Linked DNA regions of Homo sapiens: region 2 is linked to region 1. A link is a loop called in an ENCODE intact Hi-C map of the cell type or tissue named here. Cell type or tissue: MCF 10A. All regions are shown on one strand. Each heading gives the region's core, and the rest is flanking DNA. Links, peaks and the distances in the headings are about the cores only.

The links. Hi-C counts contacts between places; a loop is a spot of excess contacts. Peaks named below come from ENCODE experiments on the same cell type or tissue, not always from the same donor. Only the 100,000 strongest peaks of a DNase experiment are listed, where the experiment ranks them.
Region 2: it touches region 1 in a loop (33-fold over the local background); 5 of 110 quality-filtered maps call a loop at or near these places.

What each region holds. Positions count from the first base shown.
Region 1 is chr1:244,791,182-244,802,133 of GRCh38, forward strand. The region is part of intron 1 of LOC107985372 (a long non-coding RNA gene); the gene reads right to left. Among named protein-coding and RNA genes, the nearest start is that of COX20, 39 kb to the right of the region's middle. In MCF 10A, for the core only: a CTCF peak has its summit at 5,807 (motif pointing left); a DNase peak (open chromatin) is centred at 5,820.
Region 2 is chr1:243,339,280-243,350,231 of GRCh38, forward strand. SDCCAG8 (SHH signaling and ciliogenesis regulator SDCCAG8) reads left to right here. Exons shown (of 18, transcript NM_006642.5): 11 at 1,760-1,894; 12 at 4,936-5,052. It overlaps MIR4677 (microRNA 4677), which reads left to right and starts at 6,897; the gene lies at 6,897-6,976. In MCF 10A, for the core only: a CTCF peak has its summit at 4,871 (motif pointing right); a DNase peak (open chromatin) is centred at 4,882.

The sequences.
Region 1 (10,952 bases), core at 3,402-8,401:
ACTGGGTGGGGTGACTCATGCCTGTAATGCCAACACTTTGGGAGGCCAAAGTGGGTGGATTGCTGGAGCCCAGGAGTTCAAGACCAGCCTGGGCCACATGGTGAAACCCTATCTCTTCCAAAAAAATACAAAAAGCAGCAGAGCGTGATGTCATGCACCTATGGTCCCAGCTACACTGGAAGCTGAGGCAGGGGAGGATGACTTGAGCCCTGGAGGTCAAGGCTGCGGTGAGCTATGATCGTGACACTGCACTCCAGCCTGGACAACAGAGAGAGACCCTGTCTCAAAAAAAATAAAAAATATATTAAAATAAATTAAAAAGAAAGTGAAAAAGCCAGTCCACAGACTGGGAGAATATATTGGCACATCATATAGCTGATAAAGGACTTGTATCCAAAACATAAAGAACTATTACAACTCAAAAAGAAAAATAATACTACTTTCTGTTCACCAGACCTGAAAAAAAAGAGAAAGACAAATAGCAGAATCTTAAAGTAGTCAAAAATCTGAAGAGACATTTCTCCAAAGAAATATACAAGCGGCCAATAAGCACATGAAAAGACGCGCAGCGGCCACAGTGGTGCACCTGCAATCTCAGCTACTCAGGAAGCTGAGGTGGGAGGATCGCTTGAGCCTGGGAATTTGAGATCAGCCTGGACAACATAATGAGACTCCATCTTAAAAAAAAGATACTGAAAAATGCCCCATTAGGAAAATGCAAATTAAAACCACCATGAGATATCAGTTCACATTCACTCAAAAAGTATAATCAAAAACACAAATAGGCCGGGCGTAGTGGCTCACACCTGTAATCCCAGCACTTTGGGAGGCCGAGGTGGGCAGATCACCTGAGGTCAGGAGTTCGAGACCAGCCTGGCCAACATGGTGAAACCCCTTCTCTACTAAAAATACAAAAATTAGCCGAGCATGGTGGCGGGCGCCTGTAATCCCAGCTATTCAGGAGGCTGAGAGAGGAGAATCTCTTGAACCCTGGAAGGGGAGGTTGCAGTGAACCGAGATGGTGCCACTGTACTCCAGCCTGGTCAACAGAATGAGACACCATCTTGATAAAAAAAATTAAAAAAGAAAAAATTGTGATAACCTAAAAGGATTTGGCACTCAGATTGTTTAGCATCTGTCTAAATTCTTGTTCCACTTACGTAACCAAGACTGGATACTGTCCATGATGAATTATCAGTGTGTTTACACAAGAAAGGACACAGAATTCCACTCAACTGATCCATACTCAAAGAGAAGACCTTGGCCTTGCATTCAGAGATCAGCAAAAACAATATTCACTTTATGTTTTAGGTTAGAATATTTGATATTCTAACCTAATATGGCTAATAGGTTTTAATATCTAATGGCTAATTTGATATTCTAACCTAATAAGGCTGGTCTTGAACTCCAGACCTCAGGTTATCTGCCTGCCTTGGCCTCCCAAAGTACTGGATTACAGGCGTGAGCCACGGCACCCAGCCAGGATCTCTTTTAAAGTAAGTACAACTACAATAGAAGCCCTCTTCTCAATGTGACCAGCATCGATGATTGGTGAGTGAATGAAGTCAAAGTGGGAATTTAAACAGACAGAGTCTCACTATGTTGCCCAGGCTGGTCTTGAACTCCTGGGCTCCAGCAATCTCCTACCTCAGCTTCCCAAAGTGCTGGGATTATAAGCATGAGCCACCACGTCTGGCCAGGGAAGGATTTCTTAAGGTGTAAATAATACAACTATTAAAAAAAAAGATTAATAGATATGACAATATTAAAATTAATAATATCTATTCACCAAAGACATCTTTTTTTTTTTTTTTTTTTTTTTTTGAGACGGAGTCTCGCTCTGTCGCCCAGGCTGGAGTGCAGTGGCGCCATCTTGGCTCACTGCAAGCTCCGCCTCCCGGGTTCACGCCATTCTCCTGCCTCAGCCTCCCAAGTAGCTGGGACTACAGGCGCCCGCCACCGCGCCCGGCTAATTTTTTGTATTTTTAGTAGAGACGGGGTTTCACCATGTTGGCCAGGATGGTCTCGATTTCCTGACCTCGTGATCCACCCGCCTCTGCCTCCCAAAGTGCTGGGATTACAGGCGTGAGCCACCGTGCCTGGCCGGTCACTTTCAGATAATCTTGTAAAGCTAAGAAGGTTGTTTTTTTTGTATTTGTTTTTGTTTTTGTTTTTGTTTTTGTTTTTTGAGACAGAGTCTTGCTCTGTTGTCCAGGCTGGAGTGCAGCGGCACGATCTTGGCCCACTGCAAGCTCCGCCTCCCGGGTTCAAGCGATTCTCCTGCCTCAGCCTTCCCAGTAGTTGGGATTTCAGGCGCCTGCCACCGCACCCATCTGATTTTTGTATTTTTAGTAGAGACGGGGTTTCACCGTGTTAGCCAGGCTGGTCTCGATCTCCTGGCCTCAGGTGACTCCCCACCTCAGCCTCCCAAAGTGCTGGGATTACAGGCATGAGCCACTGCACCCGGCCTATATTATCTTCACAACAAATTTTAAAACAAACAAGTTCTTTTCAAAACAGCAATAAATGCTTACAGTTCATTTTCACTTTCTCCAACGTGTACCTTTATCTTTGAGCCCCAAGAGGGGTATATATGACTATGTACAACCTAAAACAACACAGCAGAAACCATGGCTACTTCTAAGATCAGTACGAGCTCCAAGACGTGACTGATTCAATACAATCAACTCAAGTGGGGAAGATGCAACAAAACACGATAGCATTTACTCATGGTGTTGAGCAGCGAGAGATGGGAACTGGGGAGGCAGGGGAGAAGCCAGGGAGCCACCTGGAGGTCTGGTTTCTGGTGACTAGCCAGTGACAAAGTCAGATTTCATCGAGGGGTAGCAACAGCTGGAGCCATTGAGGACATGACAGCCTTAGAGACAAACTGTGTGACAATTTCCCCCTCTTCCCTCCTTCTTCCCAACTCAGTTCACCCTCCGCCCTCCACATGAATGAGCAAGACAGGAGGGAGACAGAATGAGAACGTGACTGTTCCTCTTCCGTAGCCTCCTCTCACACACCCTGCCCTCGCCCTCCTCCCGTCCCTCCACACCCAACCCCTTCCCCTGTGGTGCCCCTTCTTTTCCCCGACCCTCTGTTGCTGTCACTCCAATCCACCCACATAGCTCCCTTCCCGCGATGATGACAACTTCTTGTATCCAATGGGCAACACTGTGATGCCCCCACCTGACCACCCTTCAAAGGAGGATTTGTCGTCCCAGCTGCTTGAGAACCATGGAACTCTGGGTTCTGCCAGCCCAAGGTGAAAATTCCCCAAGGGAAGGATGGATGCTGGACACGGTCACCATATGTCCACCAGTTAGAATCAACTCCTAGAGATGGGATTTCCGGTCAAATGGTTAGATATGCATGGAAATCGGACTTTAGTTTCAGCATTTGGCCCCAGTCTGCTAACTGGGCTTGGTTTAGTCTTGACCTTTGGAAGGCCAAAGAGCCTACTTCCATGTTATTTATGTTTATGGCCTCCACGAACTGTGACTGATCAATGATTCTGTGATCACTCTTCTCTCTTACTAGCATAAAAATGTGGGCCAGGCACGGTGACTCATTCCTGTAATCCCATCACTTTGGGAGGCCGAGATGGGTGGATCACCTGAGGTCAGGAGTTAAAGATCAGCCTGACCAACTTGGTGAAACCCCGTCTCTACTAAAAATACAAACATTAGCTGGGCATGGTGGCACATGCCTGTAATCCCAGCTACTCAGGAGGCTGAGACAAGAGAATTGCTTGAACCTGGGAGGCAGAGGTTGCAGTGAGCCAAGATCGCACCACTGCACTCCAGGCTGGGTGACAGAGCGAGACTCCATCTCAAAAAAAATAAAAAATTTTAAAAAGTCAGTAATACTCAAAGCATGCCATTTTGATTTAGTATTAATATTTCAATATTCACTTCCTTTTTTTTTTCTTTTTTTGAGACAGGGTCTCACTCTGTTACCCAGACTGGAGCGCAATGAGGCCATCATAGCCCACTGCAACCTCAACTTCCTTAGCTCAAGGGATTCTTCTGCCTCAGCCTCCCAAGTAGCTGGGACTATGGGCACCTGCCATCACACCTGGCTAATTTTTAAATTTTTTTTGTAAAGACAGTGTCTTGCTATGTTCCCCAGGCTGGTCTCAAACTCCCGGCCTCAAGCAATCCTCTCACCTTGGCCTCTCAAAGTGCTGGGATTACAGACGTGCGCTGCATGATCCCCGTGAGCCACTGCACCCGGCCCTCAATATTCACTTTCAGATATTCACACCTTGTCTAGGGTGGCCTACAGCCACTGCCCATAAATGCAGAAGTATAAAGGTCTAGCCATCTCAGCCCAACTCAAGAAGACTCTGAAGGGCCATATTTGTGGCAGAGCTCCTCGGGGGTTGGCCAAGGCTGTCATTGGCCAACATCACAGCTTAGCTTCTCCCTCTGCCCTCTCCTGTTTCTGCCTCCTCTCTTCTATAGGTGCTGATCGCAAGGGCACTCCTTAATAAACATCCTGCCCATCAAACTCCATCTCAGAGCCTGCAGCACAGCCCTTACTATCTGAAAAGTCATTTGGCCTTGATGCTAAGATGCCTTCCACAGGTGTCCAGCATTTTGGCTTCCCTGGGCCACATTGGAAGAAGAAGAATTGTCTTGAGCCACACATAAAATACACTAATGCTGCTGGGTGCAGTGGCTCACGCATAATCCCAGCACTTTGGGAGGCCGAGGCAGGTGGATCACCTGAGGTCAGGAGTTCAAGACCAGCCTGGCCAACATGGAGAAACCCTGTCTCTACTAAAAAATAAATATGAAAATTAGCTGGGCATGGTGGTACATGCCTGTAGTCCCAGCTACTCAGGAGGCTGAGGTGGGAAGATTGCTGGAACCTGGGAGGCGGAGGCTAGAGTGAGCCGAGATCACCCCACTCTACTCCAGACTGGGCGACAGAGTGAGACTCTGTCTCCAAAAAAAAAAAAAAAAAGGTCCATGCATAATTATAATTTTCAAGATATCCGCCACCATAGAGAAGCAAAAATGTCCTCACATTCAAAGGGTTAGACAGTGCTCTTTTTTTTTTTTTTTTTTTTGAGATGGAGTCTTGCTCTGTCCCCAGGCTGGAGTGCAGTGGTGCAATCTCAGCTCACTGCAACCTCCCCCTCCCGCGTTCAAGTGATTCTCCTGCCTCAGCCTCCCGAGTAGCTGGGACTACAGGCGTGTGCCACCACACTCAGCTAATTTTTGTATTTTTAGTAGAGACGGGGTTTCACCATGTTGGCCAGCATGGTCTCGATCTCTTAACCACGTGATCCACCCGCCTCAGCCTCCCAAAGTTCTGGGATTACAGACACGAGCCACCGCGCCTGGCCTAGACATTGCTCTTAGACTGTAGAGATGAGGTTTCACCATGTTGGCCAGGCTGGTCTTGAACTCCTGCTCATGTGATCCACCTGCCTTGGCCTCCCAAAGTTCTGGGATTACAGGCATAAGTCACTGCACCTGGTCCTCTTCACCTTTTAATCCTCATTCTTCTCTTTGGACTGTTTCCTGCTGTAGGATACACTTACTTAAAATCAGCTGGCTGGCCACAGTGGTGCACACCTGTAGTCCCAGCTACCAGGATGGCCGAGGCAGGAGGATCTGTTGAGCCGAGGAGTTCAAGGCTGTAGTGCGCTGTGGTCACACCTGTGAATACCCACTGCACTCCAGCATGGGCAACATAGCGAGACCCTGTCTCCAAAAAATAAATAAATTAGCTGATCACTCCTTGGAGCATGTAGTGAATTAGGAATTCACCAATGGAAGAAACACGTGTGAGTATACGATGGCGACACCTGGTGGTAGGATATGCAATAACATCGTGAACCTCCCTTAATGGTGGATTCCTGGCTTATTGTTGGAATAAAATGTAATTACATGGAAATTGTAAGAGCCATTCTAAAAGGTTAGCAACAACAAGAAAAAGGTTGTCTGCATGAACTTGCATGTGTGTGTGTCTATTCTTGTGCATTAAGGACAGACAATAATCCAAGACACAGTTAATGAAGATGAGAGCCTGATCAAGAACCTGTCGTTCACTCTGCTGCTTACTGTTATGCTGACCTTGTGCAAGACACTTCACTGCTTTGGGCTTTGGCTTTCTCATCTTTAGAGTAGGAAGATTTAAGAATCCCCACTTAGTTCAATAAATAGTATAAGTGAAAACTGTTTTGTGAATTGCGTGAATATGTTATACTACGTTAATTATTATACTATTAGCTATTATTATAATAAAGATCATCGTTGGCAGGACACAGTGGCTCATCCCTGTAATACCAGCACTTTGGGAGGCCAAGGCAGCCGGATCAGTTGAGGTCAAGAGTTCGAGACCAGCCTGGCCAACATGATGAAACCCTGTCTCTACTAAAAATACAAAAATTAGCCAGGCATGGTGGTGCGAGCCTGTAATCCCAGCTACTCGGAGGCTGAGGCAGGAGAATCATTTGAACCCAGGAGGCCGAGGTTGCAGTGAGCCGAGATCGCGCCACTGCACTCCAGCCTGGATGACAGAGCAAGACTCCATCTCAAAAAAAAAAAAAAAAGAAAACTGTTACAAAGTTAGCTCTCTGCTACAAATTTCCTGTCAAGGAATGTTAATATTGCTTGAAGATGAGAGCGCATTAGTCTGGACTTTGAACCTTGTAATAGTCCCTTTTACTCAGGGATAACTGCTTAAAACTGCAACGTGTCCAATCTATGAGCGTCAAAACAGCAACCGGGTGCAGGGTTCTCAGCCAGGGGCAATTTTGTCCCCAGGGGACATTTAGAAATGTCTGGAGATATTTTTGGTTGTCACGACTAGGGGGAAGAGTGCTACTGGCATCTAGTGAGTAGAGTCCAGGGACGCTGCTACACATCCTACAAGGCACAGACAGCACCCCCACCACAAAGAATTATCCGGCCCCACATGCCAAAAGTGCTGAGGTTGAGAAACTGGTCTAGCGTAACAGAAGGGAGAAAGTAGACCTTTTTCCCTACTGTCCTAACCACCATTAACAGCAACCACAAAGATGGGATGGTGGGTCATCAATGTGAAATTCTCCAACATATATGTGCAAAAGAGCTCAAGAAATGTATTAAGTAGCATCATACAATGCCATTGTTATCTACTATGTGTAAACCGTCTCAACATGGGCACAACTGGTCTTGTTTTTCCCTCCTCTTTTTACAAAGAAAATGAACCTGACCTGAATAGAACTTTTGCTCTATTCAGACATCAAAATAAAAACTAGCGGTAACTATTAAATGTGTAGTTACTTGTGGAATTAAGACTAAGAGTTAAAAGGGAGTGAGTATACTTTGTAATGACCACATGCTCTGATAGTGTATAGTAGTGCCATTTTTTCACTTTTCATTTAATATTTTTCAGACAAGGTCTCACTTTGTCACCAAGGCTGGAGTGCAGTGGCACAATCACAGTTCACTGTAGCCTCAACCTTCCAGGCTCAAACAATCCTCCCACCTCAGCCTCCCAAGTAGCTGGGACTACAAGTGCATGCCACCATGCCCGGCAATTTTTTTTTTAAGATGGAATGCCATTATGTTATCCAGCTGGTCTCAAATTCCTGCACTCAAGCAGTCCACCCACCTCAGCCTCCCAAAGTCCTGGGATTACATGTGTAAGCCACTGCACCCAGCTGAGTACTGCCATTTTTAAAAATGGGACAAGAACATTTACAAATACATTTAAAGGCTGGGTGTGGTGGCTCACACCTGTAATCCCAGCACTTTGGGAGGCCGAGGTGGGTGGATCACCTTGAAGTCAGGAGTTTGAGATCAGCCTAGCCAGCATGGTGAAACCATGTCTCTACTAAAAATCCAAAAATTAACCGGTGTGGTGGTGCATGCCTGTAATCCCAGCTACTCGGGAGGCTGAGGTGGGAGGATCGCTTGAACCCAGGAGACAGAGGTTGCGGTGAGCCGAGATGGCACCACTGCACTCCAGCCTGGGCGACAGAGCGAGACCCCCTCTCAAAAAAAACAAAAAACAAAAAAACAAGCACACACATTTAAAAATGTGTGAGCAAGCACACACATTTAAAAATGTGTGAGCAAGCACACAGAAAAAAAGCTTTTTAAAAAACCTTTTTAGTAATTATATTAGTGATGGTAATATTAGTATTGCAGCTCCGACACTGTTATGAGTAATGCGGACACATCAAATGCGCAAGATGAGGTATTCTGATTCCATTCTAGATTTTGGTTTTGAGAATCATATTTTCAACGTGGAAGAATGTGTATACAGGATTCTCAAGATGTAGAGGTTAGGTAAAATTCCTTGCTGTTCTGAATCTGAATGTAAAGTATCAGTGTGAATGCATGAGGTATTTTCTATTCTATTCTCTTCATGTGTCTATATATGCAAAATCTTCACTGAGAAGGCCCAAAAGCAAAGCAACGACCAGCACAGTAGCAGCCAGCATCTTTATGCCCAGAGTACCGTCTTCAAATACCATTTCCCACTAAAAGAAACAAATGCTTCATGAAGAAATGACTGATTCCCAGTTTGGGGCAGAAAATATACATTTTGACCTTTGTCATATCATCTAGTCACATCAGATAGCAACAAAACTACCGAAGACTACTAGGGCCATGTAAGAAGGATTCAGGAGCCAGTTGGAAAAGGCATCCACTTACTGAAGATGACACAATTTATGCTTCAATAATTCCAAGGGACTGAAAATGATCAAATATGTTTAAATCCCTAAGTTCTTAATTATATTCAAACATTTTTAATCATCACATTTGGAGGATGCTAGGGAACCAATTCTCTTCCCGGGAGAGGAGGGTGGGGGACCCATTCCTTATCTTAGAAAACTTACGAGAGAAAAGAATCTAGTACTTTTCCCAACTTTCCTACATGGATTGTACCACTGGGTAACCTAATGGTAGATGAGAGGAGGCATCTCTTTATGAAAGTATTGCAACTAATAGACCGGCGGGCGCGTTGGCTCAAGCTTGTAATCCCAGCACTTTGGGAGGCTGAGGTGGGTGGATCACGAGGTCAGGAGATCGAAACCATCCTAGCCAACATGGTGAAACCCCGTCTCTACTAAAAATACAAAAATTAGCCAGGTTTGGTGGCACACACCTGTAGTCCCAGGTACTCGGGAGGCTGAGGCAGGAGAATCGCTTGAACCCAGGAGTTGGAGGTGCAGTGAGCTGAGATCATGCCACTGCAATCCAGCCTAGCAACAGAGCGAGACTCCATCTCAAAAAAAAAAAAAAAAAAAAAGGTATTGCAACTAACAAATGAAAAAAAAAGCGGTAGAATTAGAGTATTACAATTTTGTAATTGTCAGTGGATTAATGGCTTTAGGCATCAGGCATCCATGACTATTAACATAGCAACAGAGTTGACCTGCGTTTTGTGCTTCCTGATTCAAGATCCAGTAGTGACTTAGTCTTGCCATAGAGTCTGAACCTAAGTCTCATCATACCTTGGGATCCAGCTGCTACATCGTAGGAAATCCAGAACACATTGAATTCCACCGAGAATACTTCATCAGCAACATCCAGATTGTGGGAAATTTCACAGGTCAAAGGATTCAGGTTTTTCAACAGATAAATTGTCAGAATAAGAAAGAGAGGGGAAACTTGTAGCTTCGGAGACTTAAAATCATAACTAATTTTCAAAAAATAGAGATGGGGTCTTGTTATGGTGCTCAGGCTGGTCTCCCACCTCTGCCTCAGCCTCCCAAAGTGTTGAGATTACAGGCATGAGCCACCACGCCCAGCCACGACTTTTTTAACTGGACAACCATAGAGTCCCAGGTGTTCACTATAAAGAAACACGACCAAGTGATTGTCTTCGTGGTTTCTTGGCGGCGGTGGTGGTTGGGACGTGATAGGGGTGGGGCCCGTGGATGGTCTTCTCAGTGGCTTGCAAAGTTCTATTCCTTGACCTGGATGGTAGTTACAAGGGTGTTTGCCTTCATTACGCTATACATTCATTTTTGTATGATTTTCTGTATTTATGTTTTATTTTCCAAAAAAAAAAAGCTTTAAAAGAGTATAAAGAAAGTAGATGGCAGAAATTTGTGGAATCTTCCCCCAGCAACATAAAAACGCGGTGGGTTTTTGTAACTTGGTTTTTACACTTTACAATTAATATTGTAATGAGAAATACTCGTGTGGACCACTAGGGCGCACAATTTGTTGCCCGCAGCATCTGCGGCACTGGCACTGATGAAAGGGGGATGCTAAATGCTTCAGTAACGCCACCTGAGTCTCGGGATGAAGCAACATTATTCATCGCCCTTTGATCATGAGCTACATATGTGAGTGCCAATGCTGGCGAATCGTATTTGGAAAGTCGGGTCCAACATGTGATGTGTACATACAGGGTATACACTGAAAATACCGTAGTTTTATCCTCTTTTAAGATAAGCTTCAATTTATTTGAGTTATTAGAACAAAGCCTCATAAACCACGGTAAAAAGAACCTTAAAACTTTTTTTTTTATTTTTGAGGAAGTCTTGCTCTGTTGCCCAGGCTGGAGTGCAATGGCACAATCTTGGCTCACTGCAAGCTCCATCTCCTGGGTTCAAGCGATTCTCCTGCCTCAGCCTCCTGAGTAGCTGGGATTACAGGTGCCCGCCACCACGTCCAGCTGATTTTTGTATTTTTAGTAGAGACAGGGGTTTCACCATGTTGGTCAGGCTGGTCTCGAACCCCTGACTTCAAGTGATCTGCCTGCCTTGGCCTCCCAAAGTGCTAGGATTACAGGCATGAGCCACAGTGCTCAGCCCAAAAACCTCAAGACTTAGTGTGTGGAGAATGGAGGTGAAAAGTTTTTGTGGTGGTCTCCTAATGAGACGATAGCCCCCTGGCGGAGGGAGAGAAACACGTGAGAGCTATTTGGAGCCTCCCTGAAAGGTGTCACTGGGCTATGGATGGACTGAGAACCACACAGCGACGGGC
Region 2 (10,952 bases), core at 2,510-7,509, 1.5 Mb before region 1:
TTGTTTACCATCAGTTATGTATGTCCACATAAATAAGTAAAATATGATTTTTAGTAGCTGGTAATTAAAGTTTGTTCCTGTCATATGGTTCCAGAAAAGCTATAATTACACATTCATAATATATATGCTCATGAACTCGAAATTTTAAATTGAAATGAAATTGATATTTTTGATGTTATATTTAACTTCTTTTCAACCTTAGTTTTATATTGTAATGTGCCCAAGAATATTTTTTAGTTTGTTATTAGTAAAGCTAATTGTATGTGAAAATTAGATTTGTAGACAATCCTTTGATGATAGGGATGTGTAAAAAACCATAAGTCAAATATGAAATTCTCCACTACCTTCAGAAAGTTAATTAATATATCTGCCTAAATTATTTTCATAGGGTCAACTTTAACTAGTTCTGTAGTTCGAAGGCAGACACCTATCTTCGTTTTATTGATGTCAGGTTCTTAATTTACTAAAACTTTGGTTCAATGTTGATTTTTATCATAGAATTTTAGTAATTGATTTAAGTTATAAAACTGAATTCACACCCATGTCAGCATACAATGGTAAGTTTCAAGCATCATTATTTAAAATGTGTCACCAGTTCTTGTTTTAACAGATAAAAATTGATAGGTATTCCTATATGTTCTGCTGCTTCTACATTTTAAAAACTGCCAGTACAGTATGACATTAAGAGCCTAGAAGAGTGACTTCCTGGAAAAGAACAAAACATAATTGGAAACCAGAAACTATAAAGGATAAATCTAAGATCTAGAAAGCATTTCTAATCTTGAGAAGAAAAACTGAGAACCTAATACCCATAGAGTCCATTGGAAAGCCATTTATTCTAAGTATTTACTCATTCATCAAATATTTGGTACCTCTTGAGGAACTTCTACTCTAATGAGGAAACAGACAACTAAAAACAGTGGGATGAGTACTGTGGTTGAGGTACACAGAGGTTGTGGTGTGATGGAGGTATATATACTGAGATTGTAGGAGCACATGCCATAGTGATATTCAAAATATTAATCTTTACAGTGTGGGAAACAGTGAGAGTGGACACAGGCTACAAACAACAGGCATGACTGTCTCAGTGCACACAAGCTGAATATCAACCCTGAACGTGGGAAGGGTCACCTATTTTGTGCTGGGAACTGGAGTCAAGGAAGACTTCCTAGAGGAGAGGAGATAATGGCTGAGCTGAAACCTACATGAGAAATGAGGGAGAACTAGATAATAGGGGGGCGGTTGGGGTTTTACCAACAAAGGGCACTGCACAGAGCCTCTTCTTTGTTGGTTTGCGGGAAGGGTAGTGGGAGCCATAGCAGACCAGTTGCTCTCTCTAAAGAACTTCCTCCTTAACTCTCCCCATCAGTCCTTTTATACCTTCCATGTGGAAGAAGGGTTTAAGAGTTGTATGCTTCTGTATCTCCTCTGAATTTATTTATGGCACTCTGTTTCATAACTTAATTGGGTGTTTGATAACTGTCACTTTAGGGTTTCAACCAAAACCTTGACTTTATCATCTTGTTATACATTTTTCAAAATGAGGTTAGAGATCAGGGGAATGAATAGGAGAGAAGTACATATTTCAGTTCACTGGGCATAGGTGAATAGAGGAAGGAGAAAAATGAACATACCCAATCCACAGAGAAATGGCTCACAGAGCCCAGTGACTATGCTGAGACGCTATTAATTCAAGAAAGTTTTAGTATTTGATTTGTCAAATGACATTATTGTTTAGGACTTTTATTTTCCCTTACAGATGTTGATCTTGTCTCAGAATATTGCCCAACTGGAGGCCCAGGTGGAAAAGGTTACAAAGGAAAAGATTTCAGCTATTAATCAACTGGAGGAAATTCAAAGCCAGCTGGCTTCTCGGGAAATGGATGTCACAAAGGTACAGAAAGAGATTTTAGTGTAATCGTTACTTAAGGAAATATTTCCTTTGAAAAATGTTTTCCTAATGTACAAAACTCTTACTGTTATCAGGAGGAAGTTTGGAGTAGAAAAGTTTTGTGATTTCAAGAATAATAAAAGGCCACCTAATGGTTACTCAGCAAACATTCAGTTACTACATGCAGCCCCTCAGTGGGTATTGCATGTGCAAGGATGAATTAGACACCAGTCATGGCCTTGAAGAGCTTAAGGGTTAAGTGGCAGAGACAGACTTACAAATAAATAAGAGTTATATTACTTTAATTATTGAATATTTGATAAACCTCATTTTTCTAAATTAATTAAGAGTGCTTTGTTTTTGCCGTAGATAGCATAAGGTTGGTGTTTACAATAATTGCCAAAGACATATATTGACAACTTAAAAGGTGTGCTTGACATAAAAAATCTTCCACTTCCTTTTCCTTTTCAGACTTGGTCATTAAAATAAAGATTCTAATACTACATGATCTTATTGGTGCTTAAATTTATACTTTAAAATACTACATTGTCTGTGCTATGGGCATCACTGGTTCGTGAATCAAGAACTAAAATGTTTAATGGTCTTTACTGGCAATGATTAAGATACATATTGTAAGAAATACTAGAAGTCCATCTAGATTTCAATAGTTAATTGCTTTAAAACTAAGAAACTAATAAAATCAATTTATTTTTTACCACTAAAAACACAGATAATTTGCTTAAAATACTCTTTGCATATTACCTTTTATTCTTCAATGGATTTTCCTAAATTTTGACATATTTGTAATGCCATTGTTGCTCTATAATTCAGTAATTAAAATTAATTTTAACATGTATTAGGAAAGGGAGCCATTTTACCCTTTTTCTTGAGTTTCTATAATTCTCCATTTGCTTTTAAAAATTCCTATTAGCTAATGTAGAAGTTTAAGAAGCTCAAATTTTTGTGTGGAGATAGGGTGGAAGTGAAGGAATTAGTTCAGAAGGATGGGAATACTTAACCTAGATTTATAGGTGAAAGCTATGATAAGACAGTTTTCAGTTGATAATAGAGAGGCAGCTTTCTGTTGAAATCAGTACAGCAGAGAGAGAGTTCTCTGTCTCAAGAACTAGCTGAAAGGACATATACATCAGAAGAGCGATTAGACTAAATCGCCTTGAAGTTGCTTCCAACGTGGAGATAACATAGTTCTGGTTCAATTTAATGTGTTAATTTATTTGAAATAGAATTTGAGTGCTGTGGATAAACATAGCAAATGCTGAACTGAAAGTAGTAAAGCAGGGAACTGTAGGAGTGAAATGAAGGGATAAAATAATTTTAAATAAGACCTGCTGCTTAAACAGTTTTTACATAACCAGCTTGTATTGGTGTTGGGTTTTAAACATCATGGTTGTATAATTATTATCTTCTGATGTTATCAGTTCGGGGTTTTATTCCATTTTATTCATAGACATAAATATTAATAGTGAACAATTGAGAAAGAAAATAAAGTATGGCTCCTCATTTTTTTCCTGTCACTCTGAATTTGTAATTTTTATTTAGGTTTAAAATTAATAGTTTTTATAAATTTATAATTTTTGAAATCGGAGGAATAAACTCTCTCACATTGAAGGCATTTGAACTTCCAATAGAATTTTTAATAACTTCATTATTGTTCTAGCTTTCTGAGGGCTACTAGGGAGAAGCCTGTTGACTTTTTCTTCTGTCTTGTCACTATAGCTTTTAAACATAGATTAATTTATTTTTAAAATTACTTTTAAGGTTCTGTTTTGTTTGTTTGGAGACAGGATCTTGTTGTATTGTGCAGGCTGGAGTGCAGTAGCTATTCACAGACACTACCACAGTACACTGCAGTCCTGAGCTCCTGGGCTGAAGCCATCCTTCTGCCTCAGCCTCCAGAGGAACTGGGACTACAGGCATGCGCTACCATACCCAGCTTAAATGCATATAGGTTTTATACCTTAGTCTATTCTAATACCTCAGTAATGATGAAACTGATTTCTAAAGTTTCCAAAATCATTATTTTTGGAGAAATACCAAATACTTGAAAAGTTCCAAGAAAGCATAACGGTGAGATAATATATTAAGAGCCATATATTTGTAAATTAGAAGCCAACTTAGCTGACTTGTACATTAATTGAACTTTCTATAGGTTCTCAGTTCTCTCAAAAGGCCCATAATTTGCTTGTTTAGATTTATCTGCTAATTACACTTTTCAAATATATTTCCATTTCTGTAGCAGTCCTAGATTCGAAAAAATAAATAAAACAAAGTTCTTAGTGTTAAGTATAGAGGATGATACACAACACTTTTAAGATACTATGTGTGTTCATTATTGGTGCCGTATTACAATTATTTCATTTAAATGCATATTTTCCTTTTATATTGAATGTTACAGTCATAAGTGCATAGTGTGCTTAGTTCCAGTCTATGGCTTTTGCCAGAAAATCTTCCTTAACTTGAATACCTCATATTGTGTATGATAAGATGACATCTGCAAACCTTGCAGTCAATACTGGATATTACAGACCTAGATATCAATAGTATATCTATCAGCAGACAAAAATTCCTTTATACATTTCCTTTTAAAGAGCATAACTGATGAAGTCTTTAAAAGAAAACTTTGTAATATAGAGTGAATATTTAACTGTATCAATGTGAATGAATAATAACATAGCTTAACATTTTAACTACTAACTTTACCTATTTAAAGGTTAGATGATAGTGCATTTTGGTTGATAATATGCAATTGAAACTGTTATATAAAATAATCTTGGGCACATTACTTAAATTCCTTAGTTATGCATTTATTTATCTGTAATTTCAAGTTGTTAGAATCAATAATCCCTGGTGTTGCTTCTGAATCTTAACAAGCTACGTTGAATAGTCTAATAGAAAATGGCATTCTTAGAAAAGTTTTGTTGTATTTTATCTATATGACCTCTAGGGGGCACCAAAAGATCTAATTGCAGGCATTGCCTGGTAGATTCCAGCAGGTAATCATCCAGTTTTTTACAATCTAACAGGTGTGTGGAGAAATGCGCTATCAGCTGAATAAAACCAACATGGAGAAGGATGAGGCAGAAAAGGAGCACAGAGAGTTCAGAGCAAAAACTAACAGGGATCTTGAAATTAAAGATCAGGTAAGAGAGGACACAGCATAATTGCAGCAATTATAGATATGAGTAACATTCTTTCTCAAGTTGATGTTGTTTTATTCCTAATTTATTTATTTGTATTGTTTCTAACTAATGGGATGATCCAGTTTACACTGTTAGGAAAATTTCTTTTATAGTTGCCTAAAATTATCACCTTTCACATGAATGGTGAGAATACAACAGCATGCATATAAAATTCCAATCTGACAGGTCATAAATATACATTTGGATATGTGTATCTATTACTTACAAAAGTAAAAAGAAATGTTCTAATGCACAGTTTGAACCTAAAATATACATACATAAAGTTCTTGAAAGATGCCAACTTGAATCCAATTTTAAATGAAAAAGTTTAAAATTCGTAAGATGAGATGAGTTGATATGTAAATATGTCAATCAAATTGATTGTTGGCAGAGTGAAACCAGTTTTAACTAAGATAACCATGAATACGTTTGTTCATGAAGCCTAAATACAGTGACATTAGAAATGTTAGTGGATAAAAGCTGCGTACTTTAATTTCAGTTTGAACAGATGTTTTATGTTATATCTTTATTGAGATGAAGTAGATAACTCCAATTTTAGTTGACAACATGGATAAAGTTTTTAGAGAGGCAGTTCTAATAGGCTGACTTTTGATTTTCTATTTTTATGTTACAGTACAGGACCTTGAAGGTTTTCATTCTTTGTATTCAATGAAAGCAGGTTGTTTATTCAATTAAAATAGTAAGACTGGGTTCTTAGTGTCAATATTTTAAAATAATTGTTTTAGAATTTAGAAGTAGGTCGCTCCAAATAAGTTTTTTTTCAAATATGTTTCTAGTTCGAGGTTTTTCATCATATTTTCCAACATATTTTCTCTTTTGAGCCAATGAAGTCTTTACAACAAATGATGCAAAGACAATTGGGAAAAGTATTGAAAATGAAAGTGATAATGAAGACTAGAACAAAAAGCTTTTCAAGTCATAACTGAAATCCTTAGTACTAAATTAAAATCCTGGCAACCAAAGTAAAATTCTGCTTTTGTACCACTATATTTGGTGTTGTAATGGGTTTTACATTTTCAGAAGACTTTTAATTATTAACATGTACAAATAATGAAACATTTTATTGCATCCAGTTGGGGGCGTGCCTGATAGTGGAATGGAAAATGCTTTCTGTCAGGGACTGAAGGCCTAGGTCTACTAAGTTTATCACAGATAACTTTTCTTTCCTGATATATTGTAATTTTTTAAAAAGGAATCAATATATTGGCATACTTTTGGCCTTTCGTATTATTCTACAGCATTCTGACAGCATAATATTTTGGACTAACTGCAAAAATACATCAGGAAAGAGTCTCAGTTATTTAAAATTCCATTATAATTTTCTAGAGGAAAAAAGATCAGGGACAATAGGAGTATAATATCACTTGTAAAGGAATAACTTGTTTAGAAGCATTTGCAATATTAGAAGTATTTGCAGTATTAAATCTCATTTTAATTAATCCGTGATGGTATGGAGGCTAAAGTTGCAGGATTTACAAGGAGCAGTTTTCATTTGTAAACGTTTTCTGATAATAGTGAAACAATAGTAGTTTTCATAATGACGTTTAGTGGTATGTTTTTAGATAGAGATGTGCCTTTTTAGGAGGTCACAGCTTTAGGAATAAAACCTCTGAACAGTTACAAGATGTTTGTGATGTGTTGTGAAGTGATGTGCTTGTTACCATTTTTTTTTCCCAGACGGAATGTGAGGAAATCTTATAGGTACTCTTTTTAACTGTTTTGTATTGAACAGACAGTTTCAGAAAAGAAGTCGTGGTGTCTCATTCCATGGATGATTTGGAGTAGCAAAGCAGCAATTGTTCTTTGGTCTTTCAGCCATGACCTGACCTTCTGTCTGTGAGACCAAAGAACTACTTTGCTTGGCCACCATCTGCACTCAAGAGAGAAATTTACATTTAACTTTTAAAAGCGGGGCATGTTGAGCATTTATCTGAAATACCTACAATAATATAAAGTAGATTAAATGTTTAAGTGTTGTGTATCTTACAATTCAGCATCACAAGCAGGCTATCTGTAGGTTTGCAAACAAGGTGTTCTTCATAATATAGTCATTTTATTCATATTTTAGTTCATCTGACCACTTGATACATTTTTAAAGTGGGTGGGAAACTGTGAGATTGGAATGTGTGAGAACAACAGCTTTTTTGATGTATACAAAATAGGGCAAATGGTTAACCACCAAAATAATTTTCCTTGTGACCTGAGCCTTGGCTCTGGCATAATTAGAAGGAAAGGTTAGGAGAGTAACAATGGCAGTCGCTTCCACCCACTTTCTTCTTTTCTTCTTTATATTGTGTCAGGAACCGATGGGCGGATTATCCTTCCCATCAACTCCTTTGTATCTCTTCAGCTTAGAGAATTCCTGTCAGCCTCAGAGGATGCTTCTTGCACCAGAAAAAGAGGCATTTGGTATGGAGGAGAATGTGAAATATGCTCTTTGATTTTTATGAGAAATTTTTTTAGGCAATGGTTATACACACACACACACTCGATCAGGGGAATTTAAAAACATGTATGAGGGTATAGGGAATATTGTAATGAGTCCTCACATTTCCATCACCTACACTCATCATTTTGCCCGTCCTCTTCCTCAGTCCTATTCCATCACTCATCATTTTGCCAGTCCCCTTCCTCAATCCTATTCCATCACTCATCATTTTGCCAGTCCTCCTCCTCAATCCTATTCCATCTATCTCACTTTTTTCTCTCTACTTCTGTCCTCATCGTCACCTTCATCTTCTTTGTCATGTTTTTTCTGCTCCACCTTCTCATCTTCATCTTCTTCTGTCTTCTTCCTCTACCTCTTTTTCTTCTTTTGCAGAAGTATTTTAAATGGATCTCAGACCTTATGTTATTTTACTCATAAATACCCATGTGGATCTATGAAGGATATTTTTACATACTATGTCATTATCATACCTAACAATGTTAACAATACTTCTTTAATATCAAATAACACCCAGCCTATATTCACATTTCTTTGTCTCAAAAATGTTGATTTTACAGTTGGTTTATTCAAATTAGGAGAACAAGTATGTTTTTGTATGTCCAATTTTCTGGTGTTACCCTTTTTAATAGGAAATAAACAGAACTCTTAGTAAAATTTCATCTTTCTTTGTTGTTGTCTGTTAAATTTTGTACATAATGTTTTGATTATGCTTTATTTTTATAAAATGCCTCATTGTCATTCTAAAGAGGTATAAATTAATCCTACAGCAAAGTATGTGAAGGAAATGGCTACCACGCAGCATTCCTGATAATCATATCCCAAAAGGAGCTTCCTCGCATCCGAAACCCCAAATTCAGCATTAATTTCACAGCCTTGTATTTAAGATTTGGACATGTTGCAGGAGGCCCTAACATGACAAGGATGAGCTGACCTGAAATGAGTGATGCAGAAATAGAGTTTTTTTGTCAACTTCCCTTTTGGTAAATTAATCTGAGAAGACGATTCTTTATAGCCGCTAACCTTTGATTAGGGCCCAGTGCAAAGTGAAAATACAGGACCCTTTTGTTCAGAAAGCAGGAAAGAAGTGATATTAAAAAGAACTAAAATATAAAACATTTTCCTTTCTTCTTCAGTCTCTCTCTCCTTGCCCCTCCTCCCTCACCAACCCAGGCTGGACATGCATTTTTTTTTTTTTTCTTTTTTTTTTTTTTTTAGGACGGAGTCTCCCTCTGTCGCCCAGGCTGGAGTGCAGTGGCGCGATCTCGGCTCACTGCAAGCTCCGCCTCCCGGGTTCATGCCATTCTCCCGCCTCAGCCTCCCGAGTAGCTGGGACCACAGGCGCCCACGACCACGCCCGGCTAATTTTTTTTTTTTTTTTTTTTTGTATTTTTAGTAGAGACGGGGTTTCGCCGTGTTAGCCAGGATGGTCTCGATCTCCTGACCTCTTGATCCGCCGGCCTCGGCCTCCCAAAGTGCTGGGATTACAGGCATGAGCCACCGCGCCCGGCCTGGGGCGGGAATTCTTACCTCCCTGTCCAGCTCTAAGATGGCAGGGATGGGCACACTTGACTCAATCCTCTCTAAACACACATTCAGGATTCTGCCAGGGGCAAAAGACACAGGAGAACACACACCTCCCCCAGTGACATACGCACCTCCCCCAGTGCCCTGGTCCCACCCTAGGTGGAGGGACCCACCCCAGCAGCAGGGCAGGGCGGGATAGAGGAAGCTGGAGAGGAGTATATTTCTGAGAACTGCGTAGGGCTGCAGTGAGGCAGTGGAAAGATGAGACCACATACAGGAGTTCAGTCTCCATTGTTCCATCAGAGTACACCTACAAAACACAATTCTAGCCGGGCGTGGTGGCTCACGCCTGTAATCCCAGCGCTTTGGGAGGCCGAGGTGGCGGATCACCTGAGGTCGGGAGTTTGAGACCAGCCTGACCAATATGGAGAAACCCCGTCTCTACTAAAAATACAAAAAAAAAAAAAAAAAATTAGCCGGACATGATGGCACATGCCTGTAATCCCAGCTACTCAGGAGGGTGAGGCAGGAGAATTGCTTGAACCCAGGAGGCGGACGTTGTGGTGAGCCGAGATCACGCCACTGCACTCCAGCCTGGGCAACAAGAGCGAAACCCTGTCTTGGATAAAAACAAAACAAACAAAACAAAAAAAAAAAAACACAATTCTAAGATACAATTGCTAATAATTTCAAGACATTGACCACAGAGTATTAAACTGCAAGTGTAAGGACCCTTCTGAACAGCACATGTGTGACTGCACTGATCACGTGCCCAAGAAACTGCCATAACCAGGGGGATGGGCAAATGGAGATTTTGCATACTAATATATGTGTATATATCCCCACTCACATATACAGACACATATGCATATTCAATATGCTAATGTGCCCAGTATTCATAAAAAAGTGTTAGCCAACTACAGCTCATAGGTCAAGTCTGGCCTGCTGTCTATGTTACAAATAAAGTTTTATTAGAACTCAGCCATACCTACTCATATATGTATCACCTATTGCTACTTCCTGCAACAACAGCAGAGTTGAGGAGTTGTGGTAGAGACCATATAGCCCACAAAGCCTAAAATATTTACTGTCTGACCCTTTACAGAAAAAGTTGCCAATCCCTACCTTGAGTATAGAAATACAACTGTATTTTTTAAGTTTCCTCTGACTTACTAGGATGCTGAGCTTTGAGTTTGAAGACCCATGTATCTTAAATAATAACAATGGTTTTAGAGTATTTTGCAGTATAACAAATGTGCCACATCTTTAGTCTCTTAAAAATCTAATGGCATTACTCAGCGAGTGTATCACTGATAATCATGGCATTTTCTTATTAGTGGCACATGACTTACTAGTGGCTTGGATGGGAGTGTAAATACCGTATGATTTTATATTTACAATTTTGTTTTTAGGTTGGTTCCAATTTTATTTTTCAGAGATAAGAAGGCTGATATAGAAAGCGTCTTTCTTTTTTTTTTTTTACCGGCATTGTATAAATTATAATTTTGGAGTTGTGGCTACTACTGAGTAGAAAACATCAAGTTTGAAATGACTTTAATGGAGCAATCAAAGCAAATATTCAGGGTGGGGTATCTCTGCAAAAGAAATAGATCCAAAAATTTTGGCTGGAAAAATGAGGGCAAAAAAGGATTTGAGGGTTGCTCATATCTACAGCAGTGATTCAGCACTTGGACACTGACATTAAGGATGGAGTGTAAGGACACAGGAATTATCGCCTAAATTCAGTTGAATTAACTAGACTGTTGGAAGAAGTGCATCTATATTGTATGGCTTTGTGTAAGGAGAAGAAGGCCTGCCTGCAAGCCCTAAAAGTCAGTCCTTTTTTCTTTCTTTTTTTTTTTGAGAC